Linked DNA regions of Homo sapiens: region 2 is linked to region 1. The links are chromatin loops, found by intact Hi-C in ENCODE. Cell type or tissue: ovary. All regions are shown on one strand.

Region 1 (5,000 bases):
AAGAAAAGATGCTCATCCTCATACATCATTAGAGAATTAAAAATTAAAACAACAATGAAATATCACTATATACCTATTAGAGTGGCCAAAATCCAAAATGCTGACACCACCAAATGCTGACAAGGATGTGGCGCAGCAGAAGCTCTCACTCATTGCTGGCAGGAATGCAAAATAGCATAGCCACTTTGGAAGACAGTTTGGCAGTTTCCTACAAAACTATCCATGCTCTTACCATATGATCCAGGAATTGTGCTCCTTAGTGTTTAACCAAATGAATTAAAAATTTATGTCCACACAAAAACCTGCACAAAGATGTTACAGTAGCTTTATTCATAATTGTCAAAATTTGGAAGCAACCAAGTCATCCGTAGGTGAAAGGATAAAGGGTGGTACATCCAGGCAAGGAAATATTATTCAGTGCTAAAAAGAAACGGGCTCTCAAGCCATGAAGAGACATGGAGGAACCTTATTGCATATTACTATTTGAAAAACACCAATCTGAAAAGGCTGCATCCTGTATGTTTCTACCCATATGACATTCTGGAAAAGGAAAAACTTGTGGAGACAGTGAAAGGATCAGTAGTTGCAGGGGGTTAGGGAGAAATGGATAAACAGGCAGAGCACAGAGGATTTGGGGGCAGTGAAACAATTTTATATGTATTATAGTGGTGAATACATGTCACTATACATTTACCAAAACCCACAGAATGTGTAACACTGAGAGAAAACCCAAATGTAAGCTATGGACTTTGGGTGATAATGTGTCAATGCATGTTCATTGATTGTAACAAACATACCACTCTGGTGGGGCACATTGATTATGACAGGGGTCAGCAGGGGAGGGAGGCAGGACAGCACAGAGGGTACATGCAAACTGTGTACCTTCCACTCAATACTGCTGTGAATCTAAAGCTGCTCTAACATATAACTCTAAAGAGACAGGGCACAGTAGCTCACACCAATAGTCCCAGCACTTTGGGAGGCCAAGGCAGGCAGATCGCCTGAACTCAAGAGTTTGAGATCAGCCTGGACAACATGGCAAAACCCCATCTCTACCAAAAAAAAAAATTAGTCAGGCATAGTGGTGTGTGCCTGCAGCTCCAGCTATTTGGGAGGCTAAGGGAGGATCACTTGAGCCTGGGAGGTCCAGCTGCAGTGAGCCACGATCACACCACTGCATTCCAACCTGAGCAACAGAGCAAGACCCAGTCCCAAAAAAGGGAGTTAGGGAGGAAGGGAGGAAAGGAGAGAGGGAGGGAGGGCAAGGGTGAAGTGTTAATCACTGCTGGGCAGTGATTAAGAAAAAGACTAAGGATATGCAGTTGATCAATAACGAGATCACTGGTGACCCTGGCCAGAGCAATACTGGACCACTTCTCTGCTTCCTTTTATAGTAAACTGGAAAGAGCGTGTCGTCTATTTTCCTTCTATTCCTTTTTTGTTGCAACCACATGATTAAGCTTTTGCTCCTGTTCCTCTGCCAAAAGTGTACTTCAGAATCATTAATGATCTAGGAAGGTGAGGGTGTGGGGGGATAAAAAAGAAACAAAATCATTAACGATCTCCACATTTCTAAATGCAACATTCAGTTCTCAGTCCTCTTACCTGACTTGGCAGCAGCATTCACTCCCCACAGCTCCTCACTCCCTCCTCCCTCCTCCTGGGAACAGTCTCTTCACTTGTCTCCTAGGACAGCAGGCCCTCTGGCTTACCTCACCAGCAACTCTTATGATACCTCTTCACCTGCTTGTTCTCTAAATAGCGGTATGTTCCAGAGTTTAATTCATGGACCTCTTCTCTTCTCTGTAACCACTGCCTAAAAAGTGAGCTCACCTCATGGCTTTAACTATTATCTATACACTGGGGATTCCAAACATACATCCCCAACCCAGAATTCTCTCCTAAATGCGACTGCCAATTCATATCTTAACTCTGATGTCTAATGTGCACCTCAAACATGACATGTCTAAAACATCTCTCCAAAATGTAAGTATTCTTCCCCAGTCATCCCCATCTCAGTTGGCAGTAAAACCATCCTTCCATTTGCTCAGGATAGAAACTCTGGAGTCTTTCTTTCATATCAAATCCAACACTAAATGTTATTGGAGCCAAAATACCTGGGTTCAAATTCTACTTCAGCCACTTGGTAGCAGTGTTATCTTGGGAAAATTGCCTAATCTCTCCTGGCTTCAGTTTTATCACCAGTAAAATGGAGACAATAATCTTGTGTATCTCATAGGGTTGTTAAAATAATGAAGTGAGTTAATGTTTGTGAAGTGCTTTGAACAGTGCCTGCCACACATGGTAGGTAGCATCTCTTGAATCTGATCACTTCTTACCATCTCCATCTCGACACCCCAGACTGGGAACCAGCCACCAACATCTCTTATCTGGACTATTGTAAAAGTCTCCTCCTAACTGGTGTCCCTCCTTCAGCCTTTGTACCTTTTAGCCTACCGGCAACATAGCAGCCAAAGTGATCTTTTTTAAACAAAAGTCACTGCAAAATTTTTCAATTTTTTTGTATGTTTGAAATTTTTCATCATAAAATTTGGAAAAAATAAAACTCAGATTACATCACTCCTGTCAAAACCCTCCAATCCTGTATACTTCAGTCACAGTAAAATCTAAAGTCTTTACATTAACTAGGCCCTAAAATTAAGCTCCCTCTTACCTCTCTGACCTCATCTCTCTTCCTCATCTCTCACCGCTCCTTCCTTCCAGGCACGCAGGCCTCCTTCCCGTTCCTTCACATGCAGCCATGCTCCATCCCCGCGGCCTCTGCGCTGACCCCTCAACAGCCAGGGGGTGCTCTTCCCCGGACTGCACAGCATTCACCCTCACCTTCTTTCAGGCTTTGCTGAAAGGTCCCTTTCTCCATGAAGGGGTTTTCATGTAACTTACCAACCACTATCCTAACTCCTTCTCTATTTTATTTGTCCCACAGCATTTAGCACTATCTTCTACACTATGACGTTATCAGTTCAAAGGAGCCAAGTTAAATCTACTCCAAGGTTCACCTCTTTGTTCTAAAATGCAATTACCATGGGCTTCTACCTTGTTGTCAACCCAGTGGACACATGTTCTTCCTTAAAATGAAAACAGATGATTAAGCAAAACTATATGACTTTTTGCGTTCTCTAAAATGTTCCCTTCTTATGTGCAAATAAATGGTGATAAAATACTGTTAATTCTGAGTATCTTGTATCTATTTTCGGTGTTAAATTTTTCCAAGACCTGCCTACCTTACTGCCCACTCGTTAAATAAAATTTTTTAAATTTGATTCTGGAGGACAAAGAGCACAGAAATAGGAAATGAAGCAGTAGCAAGACTAAGATGCAAAGCCTACTTTATCCTTGGCATTTAAAACCACATTGCAATGAGAACCCAATAAGTGGAAATATCCTGAAAAAGGGTAGGAAGACAGAAGTGAAACAAAAGCATTTATTGCATTACTGCTATGCCATGGGCCTACTGAGTCTTCACATACATTATCTCATTTAATCCTTACAGTAATAGCAGCCCTCACAAAACTCTCAGCCAATTTATAGATGAGGACACTAAAGCTGAGACAGACTTAGGGCCCAGATTCAAACCCAAGTAGGGCTCTCTGATGCCAAAACCTATATACTGTTTCTACAGAACCTTGCCTCCTGGAGGCATCAGGTCAGCAAGCTGGAGTTAAAAAAGGTTGTAAGTGGGCCATTTATACTCCATCACTAAATTCCTGGGATAACTGAGTGGGTCTAACTTTCATGAACCCATTCATAGCTGTGTGCTAGCGACTCCCTTACCTGTGGACATAAAAAATGGGATGCGGAACTTTCCACTCAGCACGCGGGCCCGCAGATTCTGCAGTGTGCTTCCATCAAATGGCAGGGCACCGCACACAAGCACGTAGAGGACAACTCCAAGGCTCTGCATCCCAAACAGAGAGGATGTACAATTAATCACATCAGGGGAAACAAAAAAGACTACTGTAGTGTGTGTATGCAGATGATGGTGAGTCATGCATACGATTATGGAACAAACTTTTTCTTCCATCTTAGAACAGTTAACAATCTTCTTTGCTTCTAGGCATTAATTTAGGGTAACATCCTGAATTTTTCTCAGTACTCATTCTCTGGGGATAAGGTAAGTGGCCACAGTAGAAATAATCTCTCTTCTTGGCAACGGCCCCCATCCAAGCTGGCCCTTGGGCTTCTTTTGCAAATGCAAAGGGGAAATTTGAAATATGTGGCTCAGTCCACAAGGTAAGTATTGGAGGAAAGATTTTGCACGAGTAGGCCGGGTGCAGTGGCTCATGCCTATAATCCCAGCATTTTGGGAGGCCAAGGCGGGAGGATCACCTGAGGTCAGGAGTTTGAGACCAGCCTGGCCAACATGGTGAAACCCTGTCTCTATTAAAAATACAAAAAATTAGCCAAGTGTGGTGGCTTGTGCCTGTAATCCCAACTACTTGTGAGGCTGAGGCAGGAGAATCACTTGAACCTGGGAGGTGGAGGTTGCAGTGTGCCAAGATCATCCTGCTGCTCTCCAGCCTGGGCGACAGAGTGAGACTCTGTTTCAAAAAAAAAAAAAAAAAAAGGCTTTGCACAGGAATTGGGACTTGAAAGAACAGGTGACCAGGATCTCAATTCATGTTGCATCATTATGTATCCTTCAGGATGCGAATAGCTGTCATCAACCAAGGGTAGCTAATGCTGTGGGGTATAAGAGAAGGCAGTTACTTACCCAGATGTCCACTTTGGGCCCATCATATTCTTTTCCTTCAAAGAGTTCAGGTGCAGCATAGGGAGGGCTGCCACACCAGGTCTTCAGCAGCTGCCCAGGAGTGAAGAGGTTACTGAAACCAAAATCTAGAAAGGCAAATGGACATAATTCGTATTATTGTAACCTTTTATTATAACTGAGCAAACACTAGTCTCTAGTCACTAAAGATTCCAAATCATTGTCTGAATATTAAATGCAAAAAGAGAACATTTAGAAACCACATAGC
Region 2 (5,000 bases), 190 kb after region 1:
GTTTTGGATGTAGACAGAACAGAAACCCTCATACATTGCAGGTAAGAATATAAAATGGGGCAGCTACTGTGGAAAACAGTTTGGAAGTTGCTCAAAACCTTAAACAAGGAGTCACCACATGACCAAGCGATTCCACTCCTAGGTATATGCCCAAGAAAAAAATGAAAACATGATCACACAGAAATTTGTACACAAATGTTCAAGACCATATTATTCATAATCGCCAATAAGTAGAAACAATGCCCACCAATTCATGAATTGATTTTAAAAATGTGGCGTATCCATACAACATAATATTATTCAGCCATAAAAAAATAATGAGATTCCAACATATGTAAGAACATGCATGAACCTTGAAGGCATTACACCAAGTGAAAGAAGTAAAATACAACAGGACACCCACTGCATAATTCTATTTATATGAAGTGTCCAGATGACGTAAATCGATAAAAATTAATTTGTGGTTGCTTAGGGCTGAGAAGAGAGGTTGAAGAAATAAGCAGTGACTGCTAATGGGTACCATGCTTCTTTTAAGGATAATGAAAATGTTCTAAAATGTATTATAGTGATGGTCGCACAGCTCCATGAATACACTTAAAAAAAATTGGGTGAACTGTATGGTCTGTGAAATGTACCTCAATAAAGCAGTTGAAAAAATTATAAATTAAAGAGAAACTGGAAGCCCCCTGAGGTTAAGTAATTTGCCCAAAGTCAAACTGCTGGCTAGTAAAAACTGGAACCAGAAACATCCCGATTCCCGCACCAGTCTCAGTTCTTTAACTACAGATTGTCGCAAGCAACTCTGATGGGCCAAAAAGGTTCCACAAAGAGCTGGAAAAACAGAAAACCTATTCTTATCCTGGTATCAGGATAAGAAAAGGAAGAGAAATTTAGGTAATGCAACTAAATTTTGGTTTTCAAAATTTAATGTGACTCCAAAATGGATGCGTGGCCTAAAAATCTAACAACCATTGATGTAACCTCACTGCTATACGAGGTTGTGACTTGGTATAACAATACCCCTTTTACTAAGAGCTCAATTAGAGCAGGGCACTGGATGCAGCTGCTGCCTCAAAAGAAAGGAGGAAAATGAGATCGGAAGAGGCAGTAGGCTAAAATCACTGGCTACCCTTTTGCATGGTCAAAGGCCAATGAGTAACATGCTTCAAACAAGTTATTTTATTCCTGAGAACTGTGAAATCCTTTAAAGAGATCCTAAAGTACCATCCCAACATTTAATTACCTCCCAGAATTACCATACACATGTAAGATATTTAGGTATAATATATGAAAGTGTTGTTTCTGCAGCTGACTTGGACCCAAAGATCATTGCCAGAATACAACTACCCCATTTGACTAGAATAACAATATCCCTGTTGATGTAGAAATGGAAAGTAAGCCAAGAACATACAATCACTAAAAACATTATTTTGAGAGTTTAAAAAAATGAAGTACCAAAAAAATTCAACTATTGTCGGAATGCTGCTTATGCAATATTAGAACATTCTAACAGAAGGAAAAGACAACAGGAGGCAAGAAGCAGAAAGAGAGAAGAAATCCTGCAGGTGTCCAACTCATCCTAATAAGAAACACACAGCTCTGCTCCTGTCTTCCACAATAAAAACAGTTCTGTTTCTTGCAGCATATGAACCAAGATTGCTTCCGCCAGAAACAGAAAACAACTTACTACAAGAAAATGTCAACTTGTTCCACAGAACACTACACTAGCAGTGAACAGATATAAACCTCTTAAACTAAAGAGTTTGGCCAGTTTCTTCACCAAGTTTTTAATACCACTGACTCATTACCAAATTCAGCTCAGTTCACACAAATTCTAACATAAGTGGACAAAAATACCACCTCGAAGTACACACTATAAATAATAAAAGATTCTATAAAATAACTTGTCCTCAAATTTCTAACAGCTTTGACTTCTTTATCATTTTAAATTAACGCAGAAGCTCTCTTAGCCCACCTTCACTCAACCAACCTGCCAAAATAATCAATGCTTCTCCTTGTCTCAGTAAAGCAACCAATGCCCCCAACATGCAAACTGGCCCCAACTAATAACAGCTGTCTCTTACTCTTATAAGCTTCTGCTGCTCCCATTATTAAGTTTTTTGGTTTTTTTGTGGTTGGTTTGTTTGAGATGGAGTCTCGCTCTGTGGCCCAGGCTGCAGTACAGTGGCAGGATCTTGGCTCACTGCAACCTCTGCCTCCCAGGTTCAAGCAATTCTCCTGCCTCAGACCTCTCGAGTAGCTAGGATTACAGGCATGCACCAACACACCCAGCTAATTTTTGTATTTTTAGTAGAGACAGGGTTTCACCAGGTTGGCCAGGCTGGTCTGGAACTCCTGACCTCAGGTGATCCGCCTGCCTGGGCCTCCCAAAGTGCTGCAATTACAGGCATGAGCCACCGCGCCGGGCCCAGCCTCCCGTTATTAAGTTATATTCTTACCAATAATTAACTGTTTTTTTCCCAAACCTATTTATACCAGTTGCTCATTATTACAGTTATGTAATTTAATTAAATAGAATGTAAACTGATGAAAAATTAAGGAGATACGTTTCTATGAAAACTTCATCAAATGCTTAAAAAGACATAGTAAATTAGACGTGAATGAGATGAGTATAAAAGACTGGGAAGGAGTCATAAAAATCAAGAGGGATGCTGTACTAATATTGCTTCACAAATGCCATTAAATTCATGTTCTGCTTTAAAAAGCAAACAAAACTGGAAATTATAGATAATGAATTATGGGTGTATTTAATGGAAACAAAATTAAGGAACTCCAACTAGGGCACACAAAGAAAAAGCCTTGGCCCTGCATCAACAGGTTAACAAAATATTAACCTATGTTAACAAACATTAATATTTAATATTAACAAAAAACATTAATGTTTGTTAACATAGGTTAAGATATTTTGATATTAACCTATGTGCTAATCAATCTTTCTTTCTTTCTTTTCTCTCTCTTTTCTTTCTTTCCTTTTTAGAGACAGGGTCTCTGTCACACAGGCTGGAATGCAGTGGCGCAACCATAGTTTACTGCACTGTAATCTGGAACTCCTGGGCTCAAGCAATCCTCCCAGCTCAACCTCCCAAGTAGCTAGAACTACAGCCACTTACCACCATCCACCGCTCACTTATTTTTATTTTTTGGTAGAGATGGGGCCTCACTACTACCGTGCTGCTCAGGCTGGTTTTGAACTAGCTAGCCTCAAGCGATCCACCTACCTAGACCTCCCAAAGTGCTGGGATGGCAGGCATGAACCACCATACCCAGCCCTGGGGTTTGGTTTTGTTTGTTTGTTTAAAGAATCTTCATCTATTTAGAGATACATGCCAAAATATCTACCGATGAAATGAAAGGATTCTGGGATATGCTTCAAAATCCAGGAAAAAAGCGGGGAAGTGGGAAAGGTATAAATGCAAGATTGGTCACAAGATGACAACTGTTTAAACTAGGCGACAGGCACATAGGGGTTCATTATATTATTCCCTCTACTTTCATTTATGTTTGAAATTTTCCACAATACATACTTTTTAAAAGAGTAATGCATGAGCCAGGCATGGTGGCTCATGCCTGTAAGCCTAGCACTTTAGGAGACCGAAGCAGGCGAACTGCCTGAGCTCAGGAATTCGAGACCATCCTGGCCAACATGGCGAAACCCCATCTCTACAAAAAATACAAAAATTGGCCGGGCATGGTGGCATGTGCCTATAGTCCCAGCTACTCAGGAGGCAGAGGTTGCAGTGAGCCGAGATCATGCCACTGCACTTCCAGCCTGGGCGACAGAGCAAGACTCCGTCTACATAAAAAAGAAAAACCAAAAAAAGATTAATGCATGAATATATATTTCTGATTTTCCTGCTTTATCAGTTTTTCCCCTCAATTAACTAAGCACATCATAACCAAAACTTACTGTATAGGAGGGCTTCTATTGGAGATAAAAGAAAAGCAGTTACCACCAAATGTCCAAAACACAGATAATTCCACAGTCATAACCCCACAACATACTAAGCACAATATCCTATATGGCCCAATTACCCTTGAAAATCTCTTAACCCATAAAGTACAATGCACACAGCAAATTTAAACATGATAGGACTGCTGCATTACCATATTTATTCATATAACTTTCTCCTTCACAATCTCCTTGACTATCTTTTCACCATTAAAACGAGGGAGGAGCAATTTACAACTTTTATTAATCTCTGAAATTCTCACGCTGGTTTACCAAAAAATAGTTATTTAAAAATCAATGGTAGGCTGGGTGCAGTGGCTCACGCCTATAATCCCAGCACTCTGGGAGGCCGAGGCGAGTGGATCACGAGGTAGGAGTTCAAGACCACCCTGGCCAGCATGGTGAAACCCCGTCTCTACTAAAAATACAAAAAAATTAGCCGGGTGTGGTGGTGGGCGCCCGTAGTCCCAGCTACCTGGGAGGCTGAGGCAGGAGAATCTCTTGAACCCAGGAGGCAGAGGTTGCAGTGAGCAGAGACTGCGCCACTGCACTCCAGCCTGGGTGACAGAGTGAGACTCCGTCTCAAAAAAAAAAAAAGTCAGTGGAGAGGCAAGGTGCAATGGCTCACTCCTGTAATCCCAGCACTTTGGGAGGTCGAGGCAGGTGGATCACAAAGTCAGGAGTTGGAGAGCAGCCTGACTAACACGGTGAAACCCCGTCTCTACTAAAAATACAAAAATTAGCCAGGTGTGGTGGCACGTGCCTGTAATCCTAGCTACTGAGGAGGCTGAGGCAGGGGAATCACTTGAACCGGAGAGGCAGAGGTTGCAGTGAGCCAAGATCACGCCATTGTACTCCAGCCTGGACAACAGAGCGAGACTCCATCTCAAAAAAAAAAAAAAAAAAAATCAATGGTTTGGGTGATCAAGAGTCTGTTTCTCATTAACCTTTCTTCTTCCCTTCAGCAATTTCTCCAGTTTGGGTTTTTGTCCCTTTATCAAAGATCAGGAGAGAATGATGATTTATAAAA

Evidence for each region. Hi-C counts contacts between places; a loop is a spot of excess contacts. Peaks named below come from ENCODE experiments on the same cell type or tissue, not always from the same donor. Only the 100,000 strongest peaks of a DNase experiment are listed, where the experiment ranks them.
Region 2: a loop joins it to region 1, with 3 times the contacts of the local background. A loop is called at or near these places in 28 of 110 quality-filtered maps.

Annotation. Positions count from the first base shown.
Region 1 is chr11:116,892,458-116,897,457 of GRCh38, forward strand. It overlaps SIK3 (SIK family kinase 3), which reads right to left. Exons shown (of 25, transcript NM_001366686.3): 5 at 4,736-4,860; 6 at 3,796-3,919. Among named protein-coding and RNA genes, the nearest start is that of APOA1, 57 kb to the left of the region's middle. RefSeq lists enhancers at 2,793-2,872, 3,534-4,035. In ovary, no CTCF peak of the experiment used is centred here; a DNase peak (open chromatin) is centred at 2,784.
Region 2 is chr11:117,082,137-117,087,136 of GRCh38, forward strand. All of the region lies in intron 1 of SIK3 (SIK family kinase 3), which reads right to left. It overlaps LOC124902763 (a long non-coding RNA gene), which reads right to left. Exons shown (of 2, transcript XR_007062899.1): 1 at 2,938-5,000; 2 at 1-2,855. Among named protein-coding and RNA genes, the nearest start is that of SIK3, 14 kb to the right of the region's middle. In ovary, no CTCF peak of the experiment used is centred here; no DNase peak of the experiment used is centred here; H3K27ac peaks cover 466 bases.